Regions from separate parts of the Homo sapiens genome. Here all the other regions are linked to region 2. Evidence: chromatin loops called from intact Hi-C (ENCODE). Cell type or tissue: A673. All regions are shown on one strand. Region 1 overlaps TP63 (tumor protein p63). Region 2 has its middle 130 kb from the start of TP63. Region 3 overlaps TP63 (tumor protein p63).

The links. Hi-C counts contacts between places; a loop is a spot of excess contacts. Peaks named below come from ENCODE experiments on the same cell type or tissue, not always from the same donor. Only the 100,000 strongest peaks of a DNase experiment are listed, where the experiment ranks them.
Region 1: it touches region 2 in a loop (2.3-fold over the local background); 2 of 110 quality-filtered maps call a loop at or near these places.
Region 3: it touches region 2 in a loop (15-fold over the local background); 2 of 110 quality-filtered maps call a loop at or near these places.

Annotation. Positions count from the first base shown.
Region 1 is chr3:189,784,018-189,789,017 of GRCh38, forward strand. All of the region lies in intron 3 of TP63 (tumor protein p63), which reads left to right. Among named protein-coding and RNA genes, the nearest start is that of MIR944, 43 kb to the right of the region's middle. RefSeq lists promoters at 2,596-5,000, 4,699-5,000. In A673, CTCF peaks have their summits at 2,808 and 3,014; a DNase peak (open chromatin) is centred at 3,824.
Region 2 is chr3:189,498,894-189,503,893 of GRCh38, forward strand. No RefSeq gene overlaps it. Among named protein-coding and RNA genes, the nearest start is that of TP63, 130 kb to the right of the region's middle. In A673, no CTCF peak of the experiment used is centred here; DNase peaks (open chromatin) are centred at 1,648, 2,038 and 2,438; H3K27ac peaks cover 5,000 bases.
Region 3 is chr3:189,670,164-189,675,163 of GRCh38, forward strand. All of the region lies in intron 1 of TP63 (tumor protein p63), which reads left to right. Among named protein-coding and RNA genes, the nearest start is that of TP63, 41 kb to the left of the region's middle. In A673, no CTCF peak of the experiment used is centred here; no DNase peak of the experiment used is centred here; H3K27ac peaks cover 677 bases.

The DNA.
Region 1 (5,000 bases), 290 kb after region 2:
TATACATAAACACGGGAGGAAGACCATAGAAACTTTTAATGTAATTCTGAGAGTTGCGCTTATAGTTGACTTTCATTTTTTATTTGTATTTTACTTTTTTCTTCTAAATTTCACACTATTTTTGTAACCTAAAATTTTTAAATCCATAATACAAAACAATATGAGGAGAGATTATCTTATCTCTGTACCTTTGTATATCTATTTACTTGAACTGTAAGTAAGGCACTATCTAAATCCAGGTAAGTGGTAAAATACTGTTATTACAATCATAGCATGGGCTATATGGTAAATGAACTGTAGGACATACATGACATTGAAGAAGGATAAATACAGGAGTAGGGGGAAAAGTAAATATTAAGATGTAATTAAACAATGAAGCAGTGTTTGTAGATTCCAGTCTCAAAATACACAGATTCGGATCTCAATTCCAATGTTTAATATCTATCTGCATTTCAGTGTCTTCATCTGTGCAATAACAATGAACATAGTATCTAAGGCATAATTTTGTGAGTATTAAATGAGTTTGTTATATGTAAAGTGCTTTGAGTACCTTAACCATAAAAAGTGCAGAATCTAAATTCTGTCTACCATTTTATCTTTTACTTGAACATGTATACAAATAAAAAATTAAATCTAGAATACAACTGTAAGATTTACGACAGAACTCGTCTCCCTTTCTATGCCTATGAGACTTACCCATTTTTCAGAACTTAGCTGGTCACCCTAAAATGGGTGAGATCTAATATCTTGCTTTGGAACTTAGCCTCAGACTAAAAATTGATTTGTTGAACTAATTCAGTGGCCTTCAGTAGCTTCCTCAAATGCTAATTCTTATCACCTATCTGAGGCAGGAGAGGAAGGTAAACACTTAATTCATGCAATATTAGAACTTTAAAAGTTACTCAGTGTGTTCTGTTGATCATCCTTCAACTTAATGGTAGCTGATACCAAAAAGATCTCATTGGTTTTGTTCTGCAGCAGCCTGGAAAGCCCCAACATTTCTTAGCTTTCACGCATGTTCTAAAAACCCCAACCTTTTTTGACTATTACAGGTTTTTCATGCTGACAACTGTCCCTTTTCACAAATAATTATCAAGGGCTTGAGATACGGAGCTTGAATTGAAAGCGATATTTTTTCTCTCTTCTATTTTAGATACTATACTTTGATTTTTACAAGATCAAAAGGCATCTCTCTGTAAAATCTCTCTGTAAAAAGGCATCTCTCTGTGTCCGTCTCATAATAAATGCTTTGGGTAAATACTCTTCTAATTCTAGTTCTTTCTTATAGAATTATAGAACTGTTTAATTGAGCTGATACTCACCGAGCTTTTGGAGTACTAAATGTGACATGATGAACATAAATGTATTCTGACTTCAAAAACTTCACAATCTTGTTGAGGAGAGCGTTAAGTATACAACTTTTTGCATTGAAAGATAGAATTTTATTACTGCTTTTATTTATATTCATATAAAATAAGAGAAGGTTTAACTTCAACTAGGGTTTAGAGAAATTCTCACATCGGTAGGCTTTAAAGAATCTAAAAGTATTTGAATATATCGGGAAAGCAAATGAAGGCATTCTAAACTGAGGGACCGGAATGAACAGAAGGACAAAAATAGCCAGCTGGGGTCCACATTTGCTAAGCAAAGTGGATTATAAGGAAAGTGAAGCTGAAATGGTAGTTTGGGGCCAGATTTTAAAGGGCCTTGAATGCCATTCTAAGTAATTTATCTGGTCCTGTTGGCACTGGGACACCCTGAGGAGTGACATGATCAGAGTTGCACTTTAGGAAAGATGAAGTTATATAGTGAGGGAGCTCTAGCAGGGAGGAAAGAAAGTGGAGACATTGCTGTATGTTCCTTTTTTGCCCTCATTCAGCATTCAGGTAGATTTGTTATTAAAACATAGAAGGATTGATTGTCAGCCCCTGTACCTGCTAGTTCTGTATTCATGGACTCAAACAACCATGGATCATAAATATTCAGGGAAAAAATTAAAAATAAAAATACAACAAACCAAAAAAATCCAGTATAACTATTTAACTTTTTCACATAGGGATGTCAAATGGAGCCATTGACATCGGTATTTTATGAAAATGGCATTTCAAATCTGAGAAAAATATATATTATTCGATAAATAATAAAGATCAGTTTTCGATTGATGAGAGTGGATTTTCCTTTGTTTTTCATACAGACATACATTCTGGAAAGTTAAAAGACTTGCATGTGAAAACATTCAAAAATCCTAATATTGTAATATGGTTGCAAAATTTTACATTGGGCTGGGAAAGGCCTTTCACGCTGTGTCTGAAACACAGTAAGTCATAAAACAAAAAAGGATAAGTTGACTATGGAAAAATTAGAATTTTCCTACACCAAAAAGCAAACCATAATACTGTATGCAAATTTGAAAGACCAGACATACCTAAACACACACACACACACACACACACACACACACACACGCATGCACAAATACATATACAAACACAAACACAGGAAAATATAGCACTTATAATAAAAAGTTGGATGTTAAAAAAGATAGTCAACAAAATGTTAGCATTTTGTTATTTCTGGAAAGCATATGCTTCGATCTGACATCTTGGACTTCTATTCCCAAAGCTATGGCTTTACAGCGCCGCCATTTTTACCCAGGGGGCAGCGTGACCCCTAATTCAGAGACCGTGGAGCTTTACGAAGTCTGAGGAAATGACTGAGAAAAGGCAAGAGCTCTAAATAGAGTTGTTCTAACTACTGAGGACTTGGGACATTGACGTAAAATCCTTGCATTTCTTTATTTATCTGAAAAATGTAGATAATAATACTAACTTACACCACTAGGTGGTTAGAAAATTAATGCATGTTACTAAACATTTAGTACATTTGAGATCCACATATAAGCATTGTTGTTGAGTGCAGAGAATTGTTACTTCTTTGTAACCTGCTTAAATCAATGCATGATATTTACATCAGCTACTCACTAATTCTGAAACCAAACATTATCAGGTATACTTTAATTAGCTCTTTTATGGAAATGTTTGTGCTGAGTTCAAATCTACATGAACTATTAGCGAATTTTTCATTGTGAGGATACCTTAAAGCAAAAAATATGGATTTTCCACCAATATGTTCCTTTTCCTTTATGTCATTTAAGTATCTTAAGTAGCTGTGCAGCTTGACTACTTCACTTGTACAATATGAAGATGAGCAAACTGAGGGACAAATAAATATCCGAGTAAAATCAGAGGAATATCCTCTAAATCACTTCTCTGATTCTGGACAAAAACAGGCTCTTATCTTTGTAATTGTCTTTAGAAATCATTTAGCTCTGCCCTCATTTCACAAATGAGGAATCTGAATCCAGAGTGGTTAAGTAACTTGCCCCAAGGGCACGGAGCTCCTGTCTCCTAACTCCCAGTCCAGTGCTCTTTTCTTCCAACATACTCAAAGTTCTCAAGTAGCCATAGTGGATATATTGTCTTAGATTTTGTCCAGAATCTTTGTAGATATGTTAGACAGAGACCGTATTTGGATTCATGCTGATAGCTGAGGTGGCACATGGAAGGAATCTGACTTTTTCATCTTTCAAATCTTGCTGGGAATCTTTTGACTTCGTGAAAGGTGAAGTTTGTTTACATTTTTAGTGGATATCAATACTTGGGACCCTGAGCCTTAGATTTAGGTGTTCAAATGGCTACATGATCCCATTAGTGTAAAAAACAATTTAATAATGACTTTGGTAGGCAGTTGTGCTAACAGCATTTCCTCTAGATCATTGATTCCCAAGCGTGACTCATCCAGAACCGCCTAGCAGGCTGTATAAAATCCAGTTGTTGGGGCTGTAACCCTGCAGAGTCTGATTCAGGAGGTCTGGGGCCACGTCCAGAAATCTGTTTTTAAAAAGCACCCTGGATGATTTTCAGGATCATCCAAGTTTTTGGGCCACAGGAATTATGCATACCTTTAAGGAAGTAACCATCTGCTTTCTACTGTTGACTCTTAAGCTGTCAGTAGGTGTAGAATTTAGACACATTGTACAAAAAATTATACTGTATTTTGTAAGTAGGTTTTTTTTTTTTTGCCTTCTAGGCAGTGCTCATTTGGTTAATTATAGGTAGAAAGAGAGATCATTCTTCCCAATATATGTGTGAAGAAATGAATGTTTTGTCTGATATAAATTTGTAGTGTTACAGAGTACTGTCATATTCTTGCATACTCAAGATCAAATTATATTATGGGAGTTTTTTGGTTTTTGTGTATAAAAGAAGGAAGCATTATTACCAGTAACCTATGGGTCTTATATATCAGCCAATGACCACGTCATCCTTTAAGTGCATAAATTTTATGGATGCAAAAGTAGAAGTAAAGGGGAGGCAAATCCGAAGTCGTGAACGTATTTGCAAACTTTGTTTCTGAAATGTATGTTCTAATCTCTTCTGGCTTCCAATTCTCTTCTAAACTTTGTGTCTTCTAAATTTTAGAAGAAATCACAATTTTCACTTATAGTTATCTTGGCCACTTACAACCTTTCAAGCAAAATAGAGGAAATTGGGTCCCTGAGTGGGGGGTGGGGGTGTAGGATGATGTCAAGAAATAAATCTAACTGAATTACAAATACTCAGCAGTAAAGAGAGTATTTTAATGAATCAGATGATAACCATCAGGGTGCATTTCATCTCCACTAAATCTTCGTACCAAGGCCAGATTCTACATGAATGTTGGTACGTATTTATGTAAATGTATTTTTAAAACAAAAGCCAATTGATATCTTATGCTTTAATACTTATTCCACTAATCATTTACATAGATGCATCACGTGCAGTAATCATTTTTATTACCTATTCACAAGCAAAAATATTAGTATAAACTGGGTACAATAAAATAGAGAAAAGAAATATTCAAATAGATAAGCGTTTTGTTAAAAAAAAAAAAAAGAAGAAAGAAAGGACACATTTATCAGGATTCCTATTTCCCGTACATAATATGGATGTTTGTTTGTT
Region 2 (5,000 bases):
ATCCTAAAATTCATATGCAAATCAATAGTAAAAATATTAGTTGATTTATGAGAGTCTACATCCACAGACCTACAGAAGCACATTGCCGTAGTAAAGTCAGGCAAAATGATTTTGTTTTCTTAATTTTGATTATAAATTCATGGGGACTTGTTCAAAAAATGATGAGGGTACAAATTAGAATTAGCCCAGGGGTGATTCTACACGAATAGAAAATGTTAATTCTCCAAAATTTAAGCTATAAGTAGCAACACAAATGTTACTAAAACACTTTAAGATTAAAATCCTCTACCCTTTCCAGTGACTCAGCACTTATCGTTTTTGCTTGGGAACCAAATATTACACAGACTATAATTCTAAATTATTGATACCTATCTTTCTAAAGGCCATTTGAAAATCGTCTGGATGTTACTTATTGTTCACATTTTACTGACATCTTTAAAGCACATTTAGAAACTATTTTAGAATATCTTGATTGAAATCATTATTATGAATATAATGTCACAGATATTAGACCTGGACATGTTCCTAAATATGATGTACTATTTGTGATTCCCAATGTGATGAAATACATATAACGAGGTTATGAGAACTTCTAGTAGGATGGGAAGAATGAATGCAAACCTACTGAGGCCTCTAGTGTAAAGATAGAGTTATTTATCTTATCCTCAGGGGGCAAAGAATATTTAATGTAGAAGGAAGTTTTACAAATGGGCCAACTTCTAGAAGCAGAGAGTAGAACTGTGGTTGTCAGAGACTGGGGGATGGAGAAAATGGAGGGGGGGGATGTTGGTCAGAGGGTACAAACTTTCACTTACCAAATGAACAACTTCTGGGGATCTCATGTGCAGGTAATGAATATGTTAATTTGATTATCATAATTATTGCATAATATATAGATATATAAAATCATGTTGTACATCTTGAATGTATTTAACCTTTGTATTCCAATTAAATATTTTATAATGTTAAAAAGCATTTTTAAATTGTTAAATGGGCCAAATGCAAGGTGCAATAACATTGCTGTCTGGGTAAAGGAAGAAAGCAATGAACTGGAATAAAAGGATCTGAGTTCAAATTCTGGTTCTATCACTGCCCTGGGTTAAGTCTCTCAGTCTGTTGCCATTTTTCTCTGTTTGCTTCAGTCACCTAACTTGTAAGCAGGCGACCATTCTGAATGTTCCTTTAGGGTCTGACCTATGATTACATGATTCTTCCATTGTCAAGTGTGTTACTGTAAGCAGAGATCGGAGCAGGCAGAGAGATAAGAAGCCCAATTTAACTCAGAAATATAGAACATTAAAATGCACTTTCATCTAAACTAGTATTTTATTTTAAAAAGTGACATTTAATGAGCACTACTAAGTACCAGAGATTGTGCAAAGCATATTAAATGTTTTCACTCATTAAATCTTTCGACTCTATGAAGTAGGTACTATTTGGTCTTAGCAACTTCTTCACATCATAGGATATTTTTGTCATGTATCTAACAGGAAATTTAAGCAGCCTTGCTAGTGTTACTGTAAGCAGGATGTGAATCCAAGACAGCTATCTGAAAACATTACCAGAGCATCTCTTTTGACTAGAGAGAGCTCATTGGCCATGCATGTGTCTGTCATGACCAATGACGTGCCCTCCTGCCCAGAGTTACCAGTATCGCTAGGCTGGCAACAAGTCTTAGGAAGTTTACGTCATCTCTATATTTTTGAAGTTACTAAATGTGAAAAATATCATGACCTCAGTGTTCCCTTGCTGAGCCAGATTCATAGCATTACCACCACCTGCTCTTCCAAAGGTTTCCATTTAATGCAGGTTTAAAAATAAGGACTCTGAACTCTCTCTTGCTTTCTTTAGAGGAAAGGTGTAAGTCTGGTTGGAGTGTTTAAGAAATTCCAGGGTGATGCAGTGGAAAAAAACATGTCTCAGCTTTGCCACATGACCCTGCGCAAGTCAACTGCACAGGCCTTCAATTTCTCCATCTCTGTAACAGAGTGATTAAATAAGACAATTTGTTTGTAGGAAAAAGGACATGGATTGGGTTATGTGTCAGTTTATCTTTAAAATCCATTTAAAGCTTGAAAATGAAATTGTGCAATACTTGGTAAACACGTATTGGCTAACAAACTGCTTAAAATAGGTAGTTTAGAACCTTTTAACCCTTCCTTCCTTCCTTCACTTCCTTCCTTCCTTCCTGCACTTCCTTCCTTCCTTCACTTCCTTCCTTCCTTCCTTCACTTCCTTCCTTCCTTCCTTCACTTCCTTCCTTCCTTCCTTCACTTCCTTCACTTCCTTCCTTCCTTCCTTCACTTCCTTCCTTCCTTCCTTCCTTCCTTCCTTCCTTCCTTCCTTGTTTTCCCATCCAGACACCACTTTAAGTGCTAGAAATGCAGTTCTGAATAAAATAGACAAGGCCTCTCTTTTCTTGGAACACACATTCTGGTGGTATAAGTGGAGGACATGAAAAGAATACAATGACAAAATAGGTTTTAAAGTGATTGAATGCAAGTAGGGCTTTTATATTTCATAAAGGGCTATTAAAATAGGTTTCTCTGAGGGGGAAACATTTTGCTGAGATCCCAATGTTGAACTGGGGCCGGTGTTGTTCTGAGGGGAGACTATCACAGACGGAAGACCCAGAAAGTGCAAATGGGCTGAGGAAAGCTTGAGCATGGCCTGTCCACACAACAGAAAGAAGGCTCCATGTCTGGAGCCTGGGGTACATGGAGGAGAGTGGAAGAAATGGAATTAGAAAGGTAGCGCCAGCCAGGCCATGTACTGCATGTTAAGAGCTCTGATTTGTATTTAAAAGTCACTGAAGTGTTTTCAGTATAGTTTGATGCATTTCACATTTTTAAATTATTACTCTAACTGCAATGATTTTAGGAGGTAAGAATAGAAGCAGAAAAATGCATTAGCAAAATAAAAAGTGTACCAGGATCCAGAAAAGTGGAGTAACCAGAAGGATTATTGGAAAAAGTAGAAATTGAACGAAAATCGAATTTGAATGCCTCCAGTACCAGGCAACCCATTATCTTTTAAGGCAGATGAATCTATTTTTAAACAACTTCATCTCTCAGAAAGTACATGCCACAATTTATCACAGTATACAATATGTGCTCAGTAAGTGTTATTTCTCCCATCCTTGCACTGTAGTGTTCACACATCAGTCCTGGATTCATCCCTTGGGATCACACAAAATGATTTTAACAACTTAATTAAAATCCACTCAGTAAGCAGAGGCTAAGCATTCTGATTTCCATTTATTAGTCTAATTGTGGACAGCTTCATATTCAGTGACAGATCAACACCATTATTTCTTTCTTTCCCATAGGTCTACAGTTCTTATTAGACACAAGCTAGAATTGTGCTATGATGAAAACATTATTCTTCTTTGACTATATATACATGGTGAAAAGAGGTTGGGTGTTGAGGGACTTAGGCTGGTTCAACTTTTTATCAATTTTCAAGTCCTGCTAGTCTCTCGAGGAAGACGTATGTTCCTTAAGTGAAACCAAGTGGGTTGGCCTTAAACAGCTTTAGTCTCAGTGACCAGAAGACAGCTTGTGAAAGGTGAAAGAAGGCATGGTTCTGACCGTAAGGGCTGACTGAGCTCTGGAAAGCAAGGGAGCCAGGCAAGAGGTATATAAAGTTGTCCTGGGGCCATACAGCTGAAATTAAGACAGCTTGGGAGACCAGGTGTACAATGGCTCGGACCTACAATTTTGGAGATAATTAACTAATAGAGTGTTAGAATTATTATAGAATATTGGAATCGATTTATTCCCATATTCATACTATGTAAGCTAGGCACTTTTCTGCTTATTATCATTTGTTCTCTTCAATTCACATTTATGTTCATAAAGTAATTTTGAACAATTCTATCTTATCTCAGCTGTTTTCAAGGAAACCAAGATATGGGGTACAAAACCACATTTGACCTAGAACATCAAAGGGAAAGCACCTTATCTCTGTGTTGTGGCACTGTGGGGGAAGAATCAGCAAAATTCTTAAAGGGCATGGTTGGACTCAAGCAGAGAGAATTTAGTGATCCTTTCCTCTTTTCTTTTCCAGTTAAATGTTCTGCTTTGATTCTTACACCCCACACGTTTTGTTTTAAATAAATGAAGACATTTTCCTTGCATCATCACCACCTTGATCCCTCCTCTAAACAGATGCTCGGATTCAGTTGTTTTCAAAATGTGGTCACCAGGCCAGAGGCATCAGCAACATCTTGGAACTGCTAGAAAGGCACATTCTTAGACCCCAGACAGACTTAAATGTGGCATACTTGGGATAGGTCTGAGCAATTTCTGTTTAACAGTCCCCTTCAGATGATTCTGATGCATATAAAAGTTAAAAAATCTCTGATCAAATTGTTCTTAAAATGAATAACTGAGAGAATCCCCACAATTTACCTGTGAGGTAGAGCAGTAATTCCTGCTGCCTGCAGTGAGCTGGAGGTGGACCTTGGATTAGAAATCAGTTCTCTTGAATTCCAGGCCATGGCTCTTTCCATTGCATATGCCCTCAACCTCAGAGCTTATAAAGAACTACAATCTAAAGGTTACTTGGAATATTATCATTCTTTTAGTTTTGTAGGTTTACCAAGCTGCAAAAAAAAAAAAAGAGTAATTTTATATTTAGAATTATGAATTAAGAGGGTAAGCAGAGATGTGCACAGCCATATGGATATGTAGATATTTATTGAAATATCATTTATGACAGAATTTTTTAAAATAAAAAACTGAGAAGTTAAATGATCAACAGATAAAATGAATAATTTTATAATATATCCAAATATTCTGATACTACAGAGCCATTAAAAATAATGTTTTCAAATGATACGTGGTTATACAGAAAAAAATATACTTGGTACGAAATTACAAGAGCATAACATAAAACTGTATATGTCTAAAAATCCTTATATTTTAAACAAATGTGCCTAGAGATTGTATTTGTAGAAAATATAAGTATTAAAAATGGAAAAGAATGTACCAACATTG
Region 3 (5,000 bases), 170 kb after region 2:
TTTTTAAAAAGAAGAATTGAAGACTGACACATCCAAAGAAGAAATAGACTCATAAACAGATATAGTTGGTTATTTTCATCTTTTCACAGTAATTGATAGAAAAATTGAGTTCAGAACAGGTACAGAAGATCCAAACAACATTACCAACCAACTTGAACCAATCGATATTTGTAGCACACAATACATGACAACTGCAGAATGTACATTCTTTTTACCTACCAAGATAGAGCACATGTTGAGCCATAAAATCTCTCAATGTATTTCAAAATATGGAAATCATGCAAATTGTGTTCTTGGAGTCTAATGTTATAAATTATAAATCAATACAAAAATAAGATTTTAAAACTCATAAAATATCTGGAAATTAAATAAGAATCTTCTAAATGACTCATGAGTGAAAGAAGAAATCATAAAAGAAAATATATTGAACAGAAATAAAAACAGGACACATAAAAGATTGTAGGATGCACATACTACCCAACTTCAAAATATGCTACAAAGCATTAGTAACCAAAACAGTCTGGTGTTGGTATAAAACAGACAAATATACCGGTGGGACAGAACAGAGAACCCAGAAATAAATCTATGTGTTTGCAGCCAGTTGATTTTTGACCCAAGGTGCCAGGGACATACATTGGGAAAATGACACCCTCTTCAATAAATAGTACTGGGAAAGCCATCAAACTAGAAACCTTTCCCTGGTCATATATGAAAATCAACTCAAAATGAATGAAAACTTAAATGTAAGATACAAAATGATAAATCTACCAGAAGAAAACATGATAAATGCTTTAGGACATTGGTCTAGGCAAAGATTTCATAGGTGAGACTTCAAAAGCACAGGCAACAAAAACAAAAAGACAAATGAGAATATCTCAAACTAAAAAACTTGTGCACAGCAAAGGAAACGATCAGCAGAGTGAAGAGACAACCTGTAGAAAGAGAGAAAATGTTTGGAAAGTATACATCCGATAAATGATTAATATCCAGAATATACGAAAAATTCAAACAACTCAAAAGCAAAACAAACCCCAAAAATATGATTTTAATAATGGGCAAGGGATTTGGATAAACATTTCTCAAAAGAAGACATACAAACTTACAAAAAATATAAGAAAAAATGGTCAACATCACTAATCATCAGGGAAATGCAAATCAAAACCACAATGAGATATTATCTCACTCCGGTTAGAAATGTTATTATCAAAAAGCAAAAAGAAATCACAAATGCTGGTGAGGATGTGAAGGAAAGGGAACTCTTACACATTCTTGGTTGGAAGATAAATTAGTACAGCCATTATGGAAAAGAGTATGGAGGTTTCTCAAAAGATTAAAAACAAAACTATCATATGATCTAGTAATTCTACTACAGGGTATTTATTCAAAGGAAAGAAAATACATATATTGAAGAGATACCTGCACCTTTATATTTATTGCAGATCTATTTAAAATAGCCAAAATATGGAATCAACCTAAATGTCCATCAATGGATGAATGAATAAAGAACTTATGATACATATACACAATGGAATACTATTCAGCAATAAAAAAGAATGAAATATGGTCATTCACAGCAACATGGATGAGCCTGGGAGGACATTATTTTAAGTGAAATAAGTCAGAGACAGAAAGACAAATACTACATGTTCTCACTCATATGTGGGGGCTAAAAATATTGAGTTAATAGAAGTAGTGAGTAGAACTGTGGTTATCAGAGGCTGGGAAGGGTAGCAAGGAGGGAAAGATAGGAAAAAGCTGGTTAAGGTATACAAAGTTACAGCTGAGTAGGAAGAATAAGTTCTATGTTCTGCAGCACTATAGGGTGAATATAGCTAATGATAATGTAGTGTATATTTTCAAAAAGCTAGAAGAGAAGATTTTTGAATGTTCACAACACAAAGAAATGATAAATGTTTCAAGTGATAAATATATTAGTTATTCTTATTTGATCATTACACATTGTAGATAAGAATGCAAAGATCACTCTGTATCCCATAAATATGTACAATTATTACCTGTAAACTAAACATAAAAGGAAAAAAATAGGTTGCAGCCAAAGCTGTGCAGAGGCAAATTTACAGCTTTAAATATCCATATTAGGAAAAAAAGTTTTAAAATAAATTATGTAAGCTCCTACATTAAAATATTTGAAAAAGGCTGGGTGCAGTGGCTGCCACCTGTAATCCCAGCAGTTTGGGAGGTCGAGGTAGGAAGATCACTTGAGTTCCGGAGTTGGAGACCAGCCTGGACAACATAGAGAGACTTTGTCTCTACAAAAGATGAACAAAATTAGCTGATCATAGTGGCACATGACTGTAGTCCCAGCTACTAGGGGAGCTGAGATGGGAGGATTACTTGAACCTGGCAGGGGAAGGCTACAGTGAGCCGAGATCATGCCACTGTACTACAGCCTGGGTGACAGAGCAAGAACCTGTCACAAATAAAGATAGAAAGAAAAAAGGAAGGAAGGAAGGGAGGGAGGGAGGGAGGAAGGAAGGAAAGAAGGAAGGAAGGAAGGAAGGAAGGAAGGAAGGAAGGAAGGAAAGAAGGAAGGCAGGCAGGCAGGTAAAAAGAAGAAGAGATTAAGACCTAAGATAAACATAAAAATAAAGTATGAGCAGAATTCAACCATAGAGAATTAAACAAAGCCAACAATTGGTTTTTTTAACATAATTAATACAAACAGTTAAACCTCTAGCAAGATTAATCAAAAAAAGAGGAAAAAGCAAAAGAATACCACGATCTTGGCTTACTGCAACCTCTGCCTTCCACGTTCAAGCAATTCTTGTGCCTCAGCCTCCCGAGTAGCTGGAATTGCAGACTCCTGCCACCACGCCTGGCTAATTTTTGTATTTTTAGTAGGGACAGGGTTTCACCATGTTGGCCAGGCTTGTCTTGAACTCCTGACTTCAGGTGATCCACCCTCCTCAGCCTCCCAAAGTGCAGATTACCGGCATGAGCCATAGCACCCAGCCTATCAGAATTTAATAAATAACAATCATCTGAATAGATGCAGCAAATTTTTTCACAGAACTGAACATTCTTCCATAATAATAACTCTAGGAACTAGGAAAGAAGGGAATCTTCCTCAGTCTGATAAAACTGATCTGTAAAAAACCTCCAGCTAACATTCTACTTAATGATTGAAGAAATCTTTCTTAAGATTAGAGAAAAGGGAAAGTTTATTCTTGGCAATTATCTTCAATATTATTCTAGAGGCTCCAGTTAGGACAATAAACCTAAATAAATAAACATGCAAAGTAGAACATAAAGATTGGAAATATATAAAGTAAACAAAAAAACTGTAAAAATTACAAAAATAAATCTATCAGATAAGATAACTTAGCAAAGTCACATCATATAAATACAAACAAATGAATTTTATTTTTGTGTATAGGTCGTTAACAACTGAAAAACAATAATCTTTACCATAGCATTAAAATAACACCACAAAACAGGAAGAAATTTAACAAAAAGATAGGCAGGACATTTATACTGAAACATTGATGAGATAAATTTAAGCACATATTTTCGTTTCTGTTATACCTTGTGTAGAGGGGTGGGAATCACAACTCAATTCAATTATTTGCAGCTGTTTCACTTCTGCAATTTACTTAGCTTAAACTCAGTTTCTAATTCTTTGTCATCATTCATAAAATTCATTTTCTGGATAGGTCATTAATAGAATTGGAAATATGTGAAGTAATTGGCATAAACCCTGAACTTAATAGAAGTACAGCAAATTGAAATAGTTTTATTATTGTTATTATGAATAATGCGTTATAAAGTGAGATACTTATATTTATTACTTTAGCAATAAAGAAACCATAGGCAAGACTTTGAATAAAGAAAACAACATATGATTGATAGCGTAAGTGAAGATTAATTTTCATAATGGTGAGAAATCCAGGCTTATTTAGCCTTTTATTTACTAATAAATTCTGAAGATAAGTCATAAAACAATGTACGGATAGTAGATACACCAGTGTACATAATGTCAGGTCTTTGCAGAAGTGGCAAGTAGCTCAAAAGTAGGTTAATATGAGAAATTTCTTTTTCAAACAAAATGAGATAGCATTGTTCCAGGACTTCTTATTGGGACCTATTCAATCCTGAACCACTCCATCTAAGTCTGCATATCTCCAAAACCACAGTCGTCATTCTTGTTTGGGATGATGTTCTTAAATGTCTTATTTCTGGTTCCCTCAAAAACAGAAACCCAGACAGGAACTTTGGTCCTGGTAATTTATTCAGGCGATGATCCAGGAAGCAAGAAAGGGGAGCAAACAAAGTAAGACAGGGACACAGAAGCGTCAATATAGAATGATTTATCGAGGTTACACTGTGGGCAATGAGGGATTTTTTTCCAAAACCTGAGAAACATACAGAAAGTTTCCCAAAATTTTCCCTTAGCCAGACAGAAATCTGCAATATTTATCCACAAGCTCCATGAATTGAAAATTACATGAAGGCATTAACTCCCCTAACTCTCTGCCTATCCAGGCTGCGTGTGTACCAGGCTGAGTAGATTCCCAAAGTGTCAGAGAAGGCACTGAAGCAGAGTACAGATATACACATAAAATGAGCTTTAGATGGGACTCTATCAATGTGTGGCAGATCTGAACTAGCACAGAACTGCCCTCTGCAGCTAAGGCTGAAATCAGAAATGAGCTAAGGTGATAATGATATTAACTAGAAGACCCTATGTAGCACATCAAGTGTAAAAACGGGTTAGGTTTTCTTCACTCTACTAATGCTGAGGCACTCCTCAGCATTGACAAAATCATGTATTTTGTCAAGTGTCTTAGTCTTTTCAGGCTGTGATAACAAATACCATCAACTAGTTAGCTTATAGACAACAGGAATTTCTCTCTCATAGTTCTGGAGAATGGGAAGTCCAAGGCACTAGCACGTTTGGTGTCCAGTGGGGAATCATTTCCTTATTCATAGATGATACCTTCATACTATTCCTTCACATGATAGAAGGGACTAACTGGCTC